Linked DNA regions of Homo sapiens: region 1 is linked to region 2. Evidence: chromatin contacts called from ENCODE Hi-C or POLR2A ChIA-PET data. All regions are on one chromosome and are shown on one strand. Each heading gives the region's core, a stretch centred on a gene start or an enhancer-like site at or near the end of the contact. The rest is flanking DNA. Distances are from core to core; before and after follow the strand shown.

Region 1 (6,283 bases), core at 2,164-4,663, 45 kb before region 2:
TGGGGTCTCTCTGGGAGGGGGAGGCAAGAACAGGAAGTCCTACTAAGTTCTTGATTAGTCATGGCTAATCAAGAACATTCCAGATCTGGAGGTCCAGGTTTTGTTAGTAGGTACTTTGAAATTGTCAGAAGTTTCATATGATAAAGGCTTTATCTTCTTTGCTGGGCTATAAATTCCATGAAGACAGGGACAATTTCTAATTCGTTTATCATTATATTCCTAGCATTGAGCACAATGCTTGGAACATGGTAGATGCTTAATAAATACTGGATGAGCAAATGAAGAGGAGGCCTAATAGATAGTCTATATTTGTGTGATACTTTGGATCTGATCATCCTTCAGCTGGGATCACAGGTGTGAAGCATATGACTGTTCCAAGCGATAAAGTTATAACCACATGCACTCTTCGATTTATTTTTGGAAACTATGATTTTGATCCACTGCTTCTTCAATCTAGGAGGTCATGGTTTATGAAGACTGATGTTCCAGACACCAAAGTCTTAAATATAAAAAACACTCAGCATATTTCTATATTTACCTATTCTGTATGACTGAAGTGAGGCCTTCCACACTGAGAGGTTCATGAGCAATAGTTGTACCTCTAAACTCCAAACTTTAGCTAACTTCGACCTCTATGAAATCCTACTTCCATATCTATTCTAATAGCCCTAAGCTATTTGTGTAGCTGTTTATTTGACCAAGAAATACACAGGTCCTACTTTGGGCAACAGCTATGGTATACACTGCAGAGACGCAATGAGGTATAGAATTCAGAGATTCATTTCCATATGAAAGAGTAGCTACCGGCTCCAGGTGTTGACTACTAAGCAAAAATTGTTTGTTTACTGCCACCTGAAATTTTCCATTTTTTAAAAAACTATAAAAAGTAGCTGCCAACATTTTCATCATTTATGCCATTTACCCACAACTCGAATTCCTATTTAGTATTTATCCTCTACTCTAAATAGAGAGGTAGTTTTCTGATAAATTCTACATTCCATGAAAAAAAACAAAAGCTGTCATGGCTAATTTTAGAGACCAACAGAAACAGTAGAAAAAGGAAACACTTTCAGATGTAGATCAGCTTCTTCCTGATGAAGCTACAAAGGGCCAAACAGTAAATATTTTTTGTTTTCTAGGCCATCCAGTCTCTGTTGCAACTACTCACTCTGCCACTGTAGCATTAAAGCGGCCACAGATAATAAGTAAAGAAATGGGTGTTGCTGTGTTTCTATAAAACTTTATTTACAAAAACATGCACAGGGCAGGAACTAACCTGCAAGCAGTAGCTTGCCAACCCCTGGACTAGATAAACAAAATGCTCTTACCTGTTGGAAATAACGACAGATTCACTTACTTTGCTCTTTTGGCCATTTCATTTCCATCCCATCTGGGGCTGTACGGATAATTTTTTTGGGCCTGGGAGTAAAGCTGTCCACTGTTGGTAAAGTGATAAACGGACTGAAATGTGAGAGTTGGCTGGTCTCGAGGGAAAAACAGAGGCAGGTCAACTGCAAAGACAGAAGAAAGAAAAAGAAAGTTAGAGCATAAACACATCTTAAGATTTTTTTTTTTGACTAAATCCGAATGTTAGGTACGAAACTCTATTTGAACCACAAATACTGCTTGCAGTTTGGATGAAAGGTGTGGTGTATAGAGAGGCACCAAGAAATACAAAGTGACTTCTCCATCTTCGAGGAGTTTATAATCTAGAGGCAAATCACACGTGGGTGAAAATGTCACCAATAGAAGGCATGATGTGTAGGTGCTGTAAGAATGCTTTGAAATGGTCACAGAAGCTTAGGGAAGGATGCTTGGGTGCCTGCAACCATCTGACATTCCTCTCTAGCACTTCCCGGGATCAATATTCCATAGCAGAGTTCTCTTTCTATCTGTTTTAAGTGTCTATTATAACATAAACTCTTCAAGGGTTGGGCAATGTATTCCACATCTATAATTTGATGGAGGCAGTGGGACAGAGGCTGTTTTTCAAGAATGCATTTGGAGAAGCGGTAAGAGTGCAGGTGATAATCTTTCTACTTTATAGGATATGGCAACCAGACTACCAGGAAAAATGAAGTTATCACTCTACTTCCAATCAAGCAGTGAATTTTGATACTCAGCAGTTTCAGTTTTTTCCATATGCATTACCACATATATTTATATCTCCTAAATCAGTGGGAGTTCCTTAATGGAACGCATAAGGTACTACTCTGAGCACTAAATATGTTTGCTGTGATAGTACAGGCTAATTCCAATCCTTGCTGTTAACATGTGTTATATGCTTTATCTTTCATTTTGGGGTTCTTTAACTCAATTTTTAAAAGTAAACTGACTTGTTATTAGTTGAGGCAAATCATCATTAAAAACACAGACTGTTTCAATAACACATTCTTAAAGGTATATAACGTATATGTGTATGAATGTTATCCACTTCTAGGACAAAGAATAGGAACAGCATAAAAATAATAAGAAAAACAAGTATAGAATTTTCTAGATTTACAGGGTATCTTTATACACGTTATCTGATTTGTTACTTAGAACTCCATGACAGAGACATTATCTTCAACATTTGCATTTAACAGGTGAGCAAACCAGAGACTCTAAGAGGTATATTAACTTGCTCATGTCATAGTCAGGCAGGGGCAAGACTCAAATCTAGTCCCATGATTCAAACATTCGGCTCCTACTATGCCCCACATTGCCTTCTCCTACTCCAGAGGACACTGGCATAACCTGCTTACGACTCATTCACTATGTCACAATTTAGGAAGCTAAAGTTGTCATTATGAAGTATGTATAAGGTTCGTCTTTTTAGCTACATGAGGAAGATATATTTAAAAATACATACCAGATAATTAGGCCAGGCACAGTGGCTCACACCTGTAATCCCAGCACTCTGGGAGGCGGAGGTGGGTGGATTACCTGAGGTCAGGAGTTCAAGACCAGCCTGGCCAACATGGTGAAACCTCATCTCTACTAAAAATACAAAAATTAGCAAGGCGTGGTGGCAAGCACCTATAATCCCAGCTACCCGGGAGTCTGAGGCAGAAGAATCGCTTGAATCCGGGAGGCGGATGCTGCAGTGAGCTGTGATCGCGCCACTGCACTCCAGCCTGGGCAACAGAGTGAGACTCCGTCTTAAAAATAAATAAATAAATAAAAATACATGCTAGATAATTATACATCTATCACTATTCTAGTCTGGGGTGACATTCAACTTGGACTAGGTACTCTCAGCACTCAATATGATTTCTTGAAGGAAAACTTAGGTCCGCAGCAGACTTTTAAGGAGAAGCCAAAAAACTCCCGAGAATCAAAAAACCATCCAGTTGGGAGGGCCTCTTAGACTCGGAGTGCACTTGACTCTGATGATGACTGACTCAGTGCTGCAGGGGGTTTCTACAGATGAATCACACGACAGTCAGAGAAAAGGGCACGATTTTGAATGTCCACTCTTTAGTCACATTTTTCAAGTACCACAATAGGGCAGTCTGAATACATGTCTGTTGGTGCCAAAGCAGAGAGTTCATAGTATAGAGGAACAATACGAAAGACTGATTAAAATCAATAATTCAATTCAGAAATCGCTTTTGAGTCCCTGCATATTGCAAAGCATGATCTGTAACGTTTTCAGTCACTCTGCACAAATATTGCTTTCTAAAATTAACTTTGTATCTTTTCTCATTACTACTTCCATTTCTTCTGATTAATATTTATTTATTTATTTATTTTTGAGACAGGGTCTCGCTCTGTCGCCCAGGCTGGATGGAGTGCAATGGCACGATCTCAGCTCACTGCAACCTCTGCCTCCTGGGTTCAGGCAATTCTCGTGCCTCAGTCTCCCAAGTAGCCGGGATTACAGGCGCCTGCCACCACGTTCGGCTAATTTTTTATATTTTTAGTAGAGATCAAATTTCACCATGTTGGTCAGGCTGGTCTTGAACTCCTGACCTCAGATGATCCACCCACCTTGGCCTCCCAAAGTGCTGGGATTACAGGCGTGAACCACCGCGCCTCTTCTGATTAATTTTTTAAAAAGGCCTATTCGTGGCTGGGCGCGGTGGCTCACTCCTGTAATCCCAGTACTTTGGGAGGCTGAGGCAGGCAGATTACCTGAGGTGAGGAGTTCGAGACCAGCCCGGCCAACATGGTGAAACCCCGTCTCTACTAAAAATACAAAAAATTAGCTGGGCATAGTGGTGCGTACCTGTAATCCCAGCTACTCAGAAGGCTGAGACAGGAGAATCTCTTGAACTCTGGAGAGAGATGTTGCAGTGAGCCGAGACAGCGCCACTGGACTCCGGCTTGAGCAACAAGAGAAAAACTCCGTCTCAAAAAAAAAAGCCTATTCACATATACTTTGACTTCAGTTGTTTTATACTATGTACACTTTTGCAAATATAAAACAAGGTTGAGAGTAACCTCCAAAGCAATCATTACCAGCAGAAAAGTACCATGAGAGCTTCCCTACAAGAAAGCAACAATTTTAAACAGTAGAACTCAATTGCAATAATTTATAAATTTAAAGCAAATACAGTCATCACTCAGTATCCAAAGCAATGCAGATAATACCACAGGCTATGTGATTTTCAAGCTACTGGCTTTTTCGGGTTTTGGAATGCCTTCTATTTTCGTTCTTATTATTTTGTTTTGTAGAAAATGAGTTGCTGGTATTAATATTTTAATATGCTAAAAAATGATTTTTTCCCACCTATTTTGGAACCATCTTCTTTGACTCCCTAAATGCCCAGTTAGCATCAGAAATAATTCAAAATATGAAGGAAATGTATCTACCTGGGCAAGTGAGTTGTTCTGATTTTTAAAAAACAGCAGCAAGGTAATGTTGATATCTACCACAGTCCCCAAAAAGCATTGATTACATTATTATTTCTCCATGGAGATTTGTCTAACAAAGTGTAATTGAAGCCAATATTAAAATTTGAATACTTTCTCAGTGCACACAGTAAATGTATTATTAGGGGAGCAGGAACAGTCAGAGTACTTCAGAGATAAAACTGGCAATTCACATATGAGAAAATAAAATTTTAAAAATACAGTATCTTGCTCAACTTAACTAAGCTGTATCCTGTCTATATCAGTCAATGGTCAATAAAATGATGGCTTATTTTAAAATGTTCTATGCATAAGAATGAGTTAATAACTAAAATATTTATGAGAAATACTTCACATTTTTCTGACAAGAATGATTTGAATGGTACAACTTAGTCAAGATTAAAAAAATTAAAACTTGCTTTCCTTATCCCCAAATGTTTCTGTCACTTAACTTTTGCCTATAGGTTAACTCATGATTTTCTGATGCATAGTAAAATAATTACTTTAGGACTTCCAACAGCTAACTTGCTCTGAAGGAACCGCCCAGATTCCAAGGATTTGGGGCTCATAGTTTCAGCTATATCAAAATTGAACACTTTAACCATTTGCTTTCTTTCCTTTTTTTTTTTTTTTGAGATGGAGTCTCACTGTGTCGCCCAGGCTGGAGGGCAGTGGTGCGATCTCGGCTCACTGCAACCTCCACCTCCCAGGTTCAAGTGGTTCTCTTGCCTCAGCCTCCCAAGTAGCTAGGATTACAGACGCCTGCCGTCATGCCCAGCTAATTTTTTGTATTTTTAGTAGAGATGGGGTTTCACCATGTTGGTCAGGCTGGTCTTGAACTCCTGACCTTGTGACTTGCCCGCCTCAGCCTCCCAAAGTGCTGGGATTACAGGCATGAGCCACCATGCCTGGCCAGCCATTTGCTTTCTTAGAACCTACTGGGTCAGGTTTGATTCTTAGAGCAGAATCATCTCATTTGATTCAGTTACTTAGTGTCAGTATTATTTTGACAACTGCTTCCTATTTCCTTCTTCCCATATACAGAGACTAAATCTTGGTTGGCTCTTCATCCACAGAGGGGATGGTCTGCACCTGTTTAGTAGAATTTCAGTAACCATTTCTTTCTTCTCTTTTTTTAAATTTTTAATTTTTTATTTTTAGAGATGAGGGTCTTGCCATGTTGTCCAGGCTGGTCTCAAACTGCTGGCCTCAGGTGATCCTCCCTCTTTGGCCTACCAAAGTGTTGGTATTACAGGCATGAGCCACTACACTCGGTCTCAATAACTATTTCTGAAGCATTCTTCAAGAACTTGCTGAAACAAGTCACACCAAATGCTTCTTAATTCTGCACAAACCAGGCAGTTCACAGGATGCATTCACAAGGCTCTGAAGCCCTGGGGGAAGGGAGGAAGAATTAAGCTCTGCACCGGTTGCCTCACTCTGGACA
Region 2 (6,225 bases), core at 2,596-5,095:
CTGAAGTTGCAGTGAGCTGAGATTGCACCACTGCACTCCAGCCTGGGCAACAAAGTGAGACTCCATCTTAAAAAAAAGACGGAATGGCTCAGATTCTAAATGAAATAACTAAAAACACTTTTTCTCCTATTTTCTAAAGAAAGGCTTTCAAGATTCACGGATTCTTACTTGTTCGGATCCTGATTTGAACAAAGCAAGTGCTAAAAAAAACCCACGTTTGAGACAAATGGGGAAATCTGAACACAAACTGGGTATTAGGTGATATTAATTAATTAGATGTCATAATACTATCGTCAATATATCTTTTTAAAAAATCCTTATCTGGGCTGGGTGCAGTGGCTCATGCCTGCAATCCCAGGACTTTGGGAAGCTGAGGTGGGAGGTTCACTAGAGGCCAGAAGTTTGAGACAAGCCTGGGCAACATAGTGAGACTCTGTCTTTATGGAAAAATTTTTAAAAAATTAGCTGGCATGGTGGTGTGTGTCTATAGTCCCAGCTACTCTGGAGGCTGAGGTGGGAGGGTCCCTTGAGTCCAGGAGTTTGAGGCTGCAATGAGCTAGATGATCACTCTACTGCACGTTGGCCTGGTCTACAGAGCAAGACCCTGTCTCAAAAAAAAAAAAAAAAAAAAATTGAAAAAAAATCCTTATCTGTTAGAGATACATAGTGAGGTATTTATAGGTAAAACAACATTTCCCTTGCATCAAAATATTCAGGAAATTAAAAAGGAGGCAGGATAGAAGAAACAAGGTATTCAAACTGCGATATGGGTGATAGCGGTTCACTATATTTTTCTTTCTACTTTCACGTTTGCTTGAAATTTCTACAATAATTTTTTTTTTTTTAATTAACAGGTTCTCAGGACAGATCCAACCCACAGAAATGTCTGGATTTATTCAGTTAAAAAAAACAACAATGGGCTGGGCATGGGCGTGGCGGCTCATGCCTGTAATCCCAGCACTTTGGGAGATCGAGGCGGGAGGATCACCTGAGGTCAGGAGTTCGAGACCAGCCTGGCCAACATAGTCAAACACCGTATCTACAAAAAATACAAAAATTATTTGGTCATGGTGGCACATGCCTGTAGTCCCAGATACTTGGGAGGCTGGGGCAGGAGAATTGCTTGAACCTGGGCAGCAGGGCTGGAATGAGCCGAGATCAACAATGAAGAGGATAGAAAGGAGTGTGCAGTTTGCCACAGTTCCTACTCCTCCAACCGTCTTAGAACCTGGGCTACTCCCACATCTAAATCACCTCTTTCTCAGGAGGCATTTGACCTTGTAGGTTAACATGAACTTTGTATGACAAACCATTATAACTGACCACATTCACTATGTCTAAACAGGTTAAATCACGTTTTTGGTAATCAGTAGCTCTTTCATTCCTTAATAAGCTGCTTAGTTTTGTTCTTTCAATGGCCAAAAATGAATCCCTACCTTGAGCCAGTAGTTTGTGCCACAGGACAGGGGATTATAAGTGAACAACCTGTCACCTCCACTGAGGAACAACTCCAGCTTAATGCCCCGTTGTCTTCAGAACAGTAATGTCTCTGCTGAGACATCCACTCCATTCCTGAGAGATGAGATAGTCTCCATATCTCTCTGACCTGTGCATGGCTGCAGACACTGACCCTCTGCTCTTGTTCTTGGGGCTTACAGGGTTTCCGTGAAGCTCTAAAGGCTTTTGAAATTTATCACACATACCTGGGGATACTGTCAAACAATTATCTGAAACAGCAGAGTAATGTAGTTTAGCACATGGGATCTAGAGTCTATTCCTGGATTTAAACACTAGCTCTGTCATTTAATCTTGCTGTGCCAGTTTTGTTATTTGTAAAATGGGTTATTCTGGTAATTAACCTCAGAAAGATGTTCTGCAGATTAAATAACATAACATATGCAAAGTACTGAGAACAGTGTCTAGAGCATGGTATACACTCCATACTTTTTTTTTTTTTTTGAGACAAAGTCTTGCTCTGTCACACAGGCCTGAGTACAGTGGTGCCATCTTGGCTCACTGCAACCTCCACTTCCTGGGTTCAAGCAATTCTCATGCCTCAACCTCCTGAGTAGCTGGGATTACAGGCGCATGCCACCACACCTGGCTAATTTTCTTTTTTTTTTAGTAGAGGCAGGGTTTCACCATGTTGGCCAAGTCTTGAACTCCTGACCTCAGGTGATCCATCCGCTTTGGCCACCCAAAGTGCTAGGATTACGGGCATGAGCCACCGCACTCAGCCTTCACTCCATACCTGTGAACTGTTATTGCTATTATTTTCAACAACAGCAGAAGCTCTGCACCAAAACATAATAATGCCCATGCTTCACCAATGTCAACAGTACTTTAATATTAATTCTAAGAAAAGGTTATACTGAACTACATCAATAACATAAGAGTTACTCTGTAAACAGCTTCCTTTCTTTCACTGGGTAAGATGACTTCTTGAGTTACAGTTGTTAATTTGACAGCATGTCAAAAATCACTGAGAAGTCAAAATTGCTAATTTTTCAAGACCTTTCTTTGATCAGAAACACTTGCTTTGGCAATTACTTAATCCAATAATTACAACTGAAAAGATTCATACAACATATATAAGAGGGTACAGGGGAAAAATTCATTGCATGATTGTGCAAGTGATTTACAACCTTCTTCCTTAAAAGAAATCCTTTAAGGTCACTAAAAAGGGGTCATGTAATTCTAAGGTATTATAATGAAGACAATATTCCCAGTGAAGATTAATCCAGTAAGTTCTCAAACTAGTGTCAGAAATTACAAAACAGGCTTTCTGGAAGTAAACTCTAAAGATGAAACAGAAGTTTCAATTTGAGTCAAAATAGTGACAGTGGTTGCTGAAGGACTGGAGCTCTCTGAACTGTAAACCGGGCGAAGGGTGTGCTTGTGTGTATAATCAAAAGATGAAAACCACTTTGCCTAGTAGAGCTAACCACTTTCAAGGAAGTCTCAGTATAAAAATTAACCAAAATGTAAAAGTATCTAAAGGACTCAGTAGTTCCCATAATTAAAGCAAAAAGGCATTTAGTAAATTTTCTTTTATCTTTTTCCATATTCTTTTATCATTCGGAACAATATTAGAGAACTGACTGGTTTGATATTTTGTTGATAATTAATTTTCATTCCTGTTGCTTTGATAGTTTTTTTGCTTTTTTTTTTTTTGAGATGGAGTTTCACTCCTCTTGCCCAGGGTGGAGTGCAACGGCACGTTCTCGGCTCACTGCAACCTCCACCTCCCAGGTTCAAGCGATTCTCCTATCTCAGCCTCTCCCAAGAAGCTGAGATTACAGGTGCCACCACACTTGGCTAATTTTTGTATTTTTAGTAGAGACAGGGTTTCACCATGTTTCGGCTGATCTCGAACTCCTGACCTCAGGTGATCTACCCACCTTGGCCTCCCCAAGTGCTGGGATTACGGGCATGAGCCACTGCACCTAGCCTGATAGTTATTAATACTAGAAATGATAAAATTAAACTAAGAATCTTTATGTCTGATATGAGGTAAACATGGTAATTCTAAAATAATATTACACTTTCTATAGATTTGGCTTGAAACAAATTCTAACACATAGCATTGTGGTTCTTAATTTTAATTATTTTACTGATTCCGATTTGCTTTTCAAGTATATTCCTTTATATAAAGATGTGAACTGTATCCAAAAAAGTAAGCAGGTTTTGAGCAACATCACAGTTTTGGTTTTACCGATTTATGTAGTAGCCATCTTGTTTGTTGAGTGCTAAATATTCTACGACGAAACACTGTTTCTATAGCGGGCAGATGAAAGTCTACCTCGCTTAGCTCAGGAACTGAGTGGCTGCTACTACGACAGCTTTGTGTTTTAGTGGTGAGGTGACAGTGCGACATCAATGCAAATAATTTCCTTGGTTATACCAGGAATTGGAGAGCCTGACAAAATCAGAGCTCGGCAGAAGCATTTGTAGCAATAAACAGAAGCTTCTGATTTTTACTTAAAATTTCAAAAGCTGTCCTGATTTCTAATTTATTGGCCTTGATTACAGGCCTATAAGGAAAGAATTATTTAAATGACTACCAGAATTAGTCTGAAGTTGTTGATTTCCTCTGGCTTAAAAAAAAAAAGTCTTACCAGAAACTGTGTTCTCTGAAAAACAAAATAATTGCTTTCCTTTTACTTAATGTCAACTGAAAACCAATGAATGAACAAATGAACAAACAGATAGTTAAAGACAAATACAGAAAGAATAATACTAAGACATCTGTGTGAACATTAGTCATTTAAAATAAAGAAAAACATCAGAGTAAGAACCTTATCATTCATTAGACTGAATAAACACTGCCACCCCAGCCCCAATCCTACAGCTCTGAAATGGAGGAACACAGCAATCAAAGTCTTGCAAAGATACACTGGAAATAATGTGCAGGGCAAAATCCAAAGATAACTTTTTTTCTCTTTTAAAAACATAAGACTGTGGCTGGGCGTGGTGGCTCACGCCTGTAATCCTAGCACTTTGGGAAGCCATGGCGGGTAGATCACGAGGTCAGGAGATCAAGACCATCCTGGCTAACACGGCAAAACCCTGTCTCTACTAAAAACACAAAAAATTAGCCGGGAGTGGTGGCACATGCCTGTAATCCTAGCTACTCAGGAGGCTGAGGCAGGAGAATTGCTTGAACCTGGGAGGCGGAGGTTGCTGTGAGCTGAGATCGTGCCACTGCACTCCAGCCTGGGCGACAGAGCGAGACCCCGTCTCAAAAACAAAACAAACAAACAAACAAAAAAAAAAGAAAAAAATATATATGATTGTTTATAGTAATGACAGAAAAAGCTATATTGTTGTGTTTATATTATAACATATATACATGTAATATATATGACAATTAATAGAACAAATAAGCGGGAGGACAAGGAGCAATGTTGCTATATTTTACCAGAATGAAGGTATTATTAATCTTAAGGCAATTATGTTAAAGATGCATATTGTAATCTCTAGAATAAACCGCTAAGAAAGTAATTCAATATTAGATAGCTAAAAAAAAAAAAAAAAAAAAAGTTCAACAAATGCCCTTCCCCTTACTCACTGTGCTCCAGCCACGCCTGCTTCAGCAGAGCTCTTTGCTGCCTCAGGGCTCAGGGCTTTTGCACAGGGACTGCCTTCCCTGGAATTGCCTTCCTTGGCTGTCTGAATCACTGCTAAGGTCTCAGCGGAAATGTCACCCTCTATAGGAGGTCTTCCCTATAGAAGCATAGGGAAGACCTCACAGCATCTCCTCACAGCATCTTCCTCATCTTCCTCACAGCATCTCCTTCTTATTCTCTATTCATAGCCTTTTACTTTGTTCCATCACGCTATTTGTCACCTTTTGAATGTATATATTTGTTAAGTTTATGTCTTTATTGTCTGTTTTTCTCATTAGACTTCATTAAGAAAGACAAGAAGCTGGGTGTGGTGGCTCATGCCTGTAATCCCAACACTTTGGGAGGCTGAGGCAGGTGGATCCCTTGAGCCCGAGGTGTTTTGAGACCAGCCTGGGAAACAGCAAAACCTCGTCCCTACATAAAATTAGCTGGGCGTCATGGCGCTTATGTATAGTTCCAGCTACTTGGGAGGCTAAGGTGGGAGGATCACCTGAGCCCAGGAAGTTGAGGCTACAGTGAGCCATGATTGCACCACTGCACTCCAGTCTGGAGAGAGAGAAAGAAGACCTCCCCCAGACCAAGACATATAACATATGAGCCTCTCTCATATAACTGTGTCTTGCATAAAGTAGACAAGTCATAAAATATTTGTTTTAAAAATGCATACCATTGTACTTCACCTTGACCTAATCTTTTTTCTCATCAACTAGACAAGAAGTTGGCAAACTTCTGTGAAGGGTCAAATATTTTAGGTCTTGCAAACCATATACTGTCTCTGCTGCATATTCTTCTGCTTCTTTCTGTTTTCTAAGAATCCTTTTAAAATATAAAAGCTACCCTTAGGGCAGGGTGCAGTGGCTCACACCTATAATCCCAGCACTTTGGGAGGCCTAGGCGGGTAGATTGCTTGAGGCCAGGAGTTCAAGATCAGCCTGGGTAACGTGGTGAAACCCGGTCTCTACTAAAAATACAAAAATTAGCCGGGCATGGTGGCACATGCCTGTAGTCCCAGCTACTCGGGAGGCTGAGGCAGAAGAAACGCTTGAACTCAAGGTGGCGGAGGCTGCAGTGAGCCAAGATCACACTACCGCATTCC

The links. Hi-C counts contacts between places; a loop is a spot of excess contacts on that map. ChIA-PET counts read pairs that join two places held with the same protein, here RNA polymerase II (POLR2A).
Region 1: a map of PC-3 shows a loop between it and region 2 (14-fold over the local background). The contact joins two enhancer-like sites. A Hi-C loop is called at or near these places in 2 of 168 maps with a recorded cell type or tissue (PC-3 and gastrocnemius medialis). POLR2A ChIA-PET finds 5 or more read pairs at or near these places in 9 of 52 experiments (A549, BJ, Caco-2 and 5 more).

What each region holds. Positions count from the first base shown.
Region 1 is chr2:28,293,566-28,299,848 of GRCh38, reverse strand. It overlaps BABAM2 (BRISC and BRCA1 A complex member 2), which reads right to left. Exons shown (of 12, transcript NM_199191.3): 11 at 1,358-1,511. Among named protein-coding and RNA genes, the nearest start is that of BABAM2-AS2, 14 kb to the left of the region's middle. Within about 2 kb of position 3,413, at least 2 of the 41 ENCODE cell types and tissues checked have a DNase peak (open chromatin) inside an H3K27ac peak, as active enhancers do.
Region 2 is chr2:28,249,136-28,255,360 of GRCh38, reverse strand. The region is part of intron 10 of BABAM2 (BRISC and BRCA1 A complex member 2); the gene reads right to left. Among named protein-coding and RNA genes, the nearest start is that of BABAM2-AS2, 58 kb to the left of the region's middle. RefSeq lists an enhancer at 5,061-5,561. Within about 2 kb of position 3,845, at least 3 of the 41 ENCODE cell types and tissues checked have a DNase peak (open chromatin) inside an H3K27ac peak, as active enhancers do.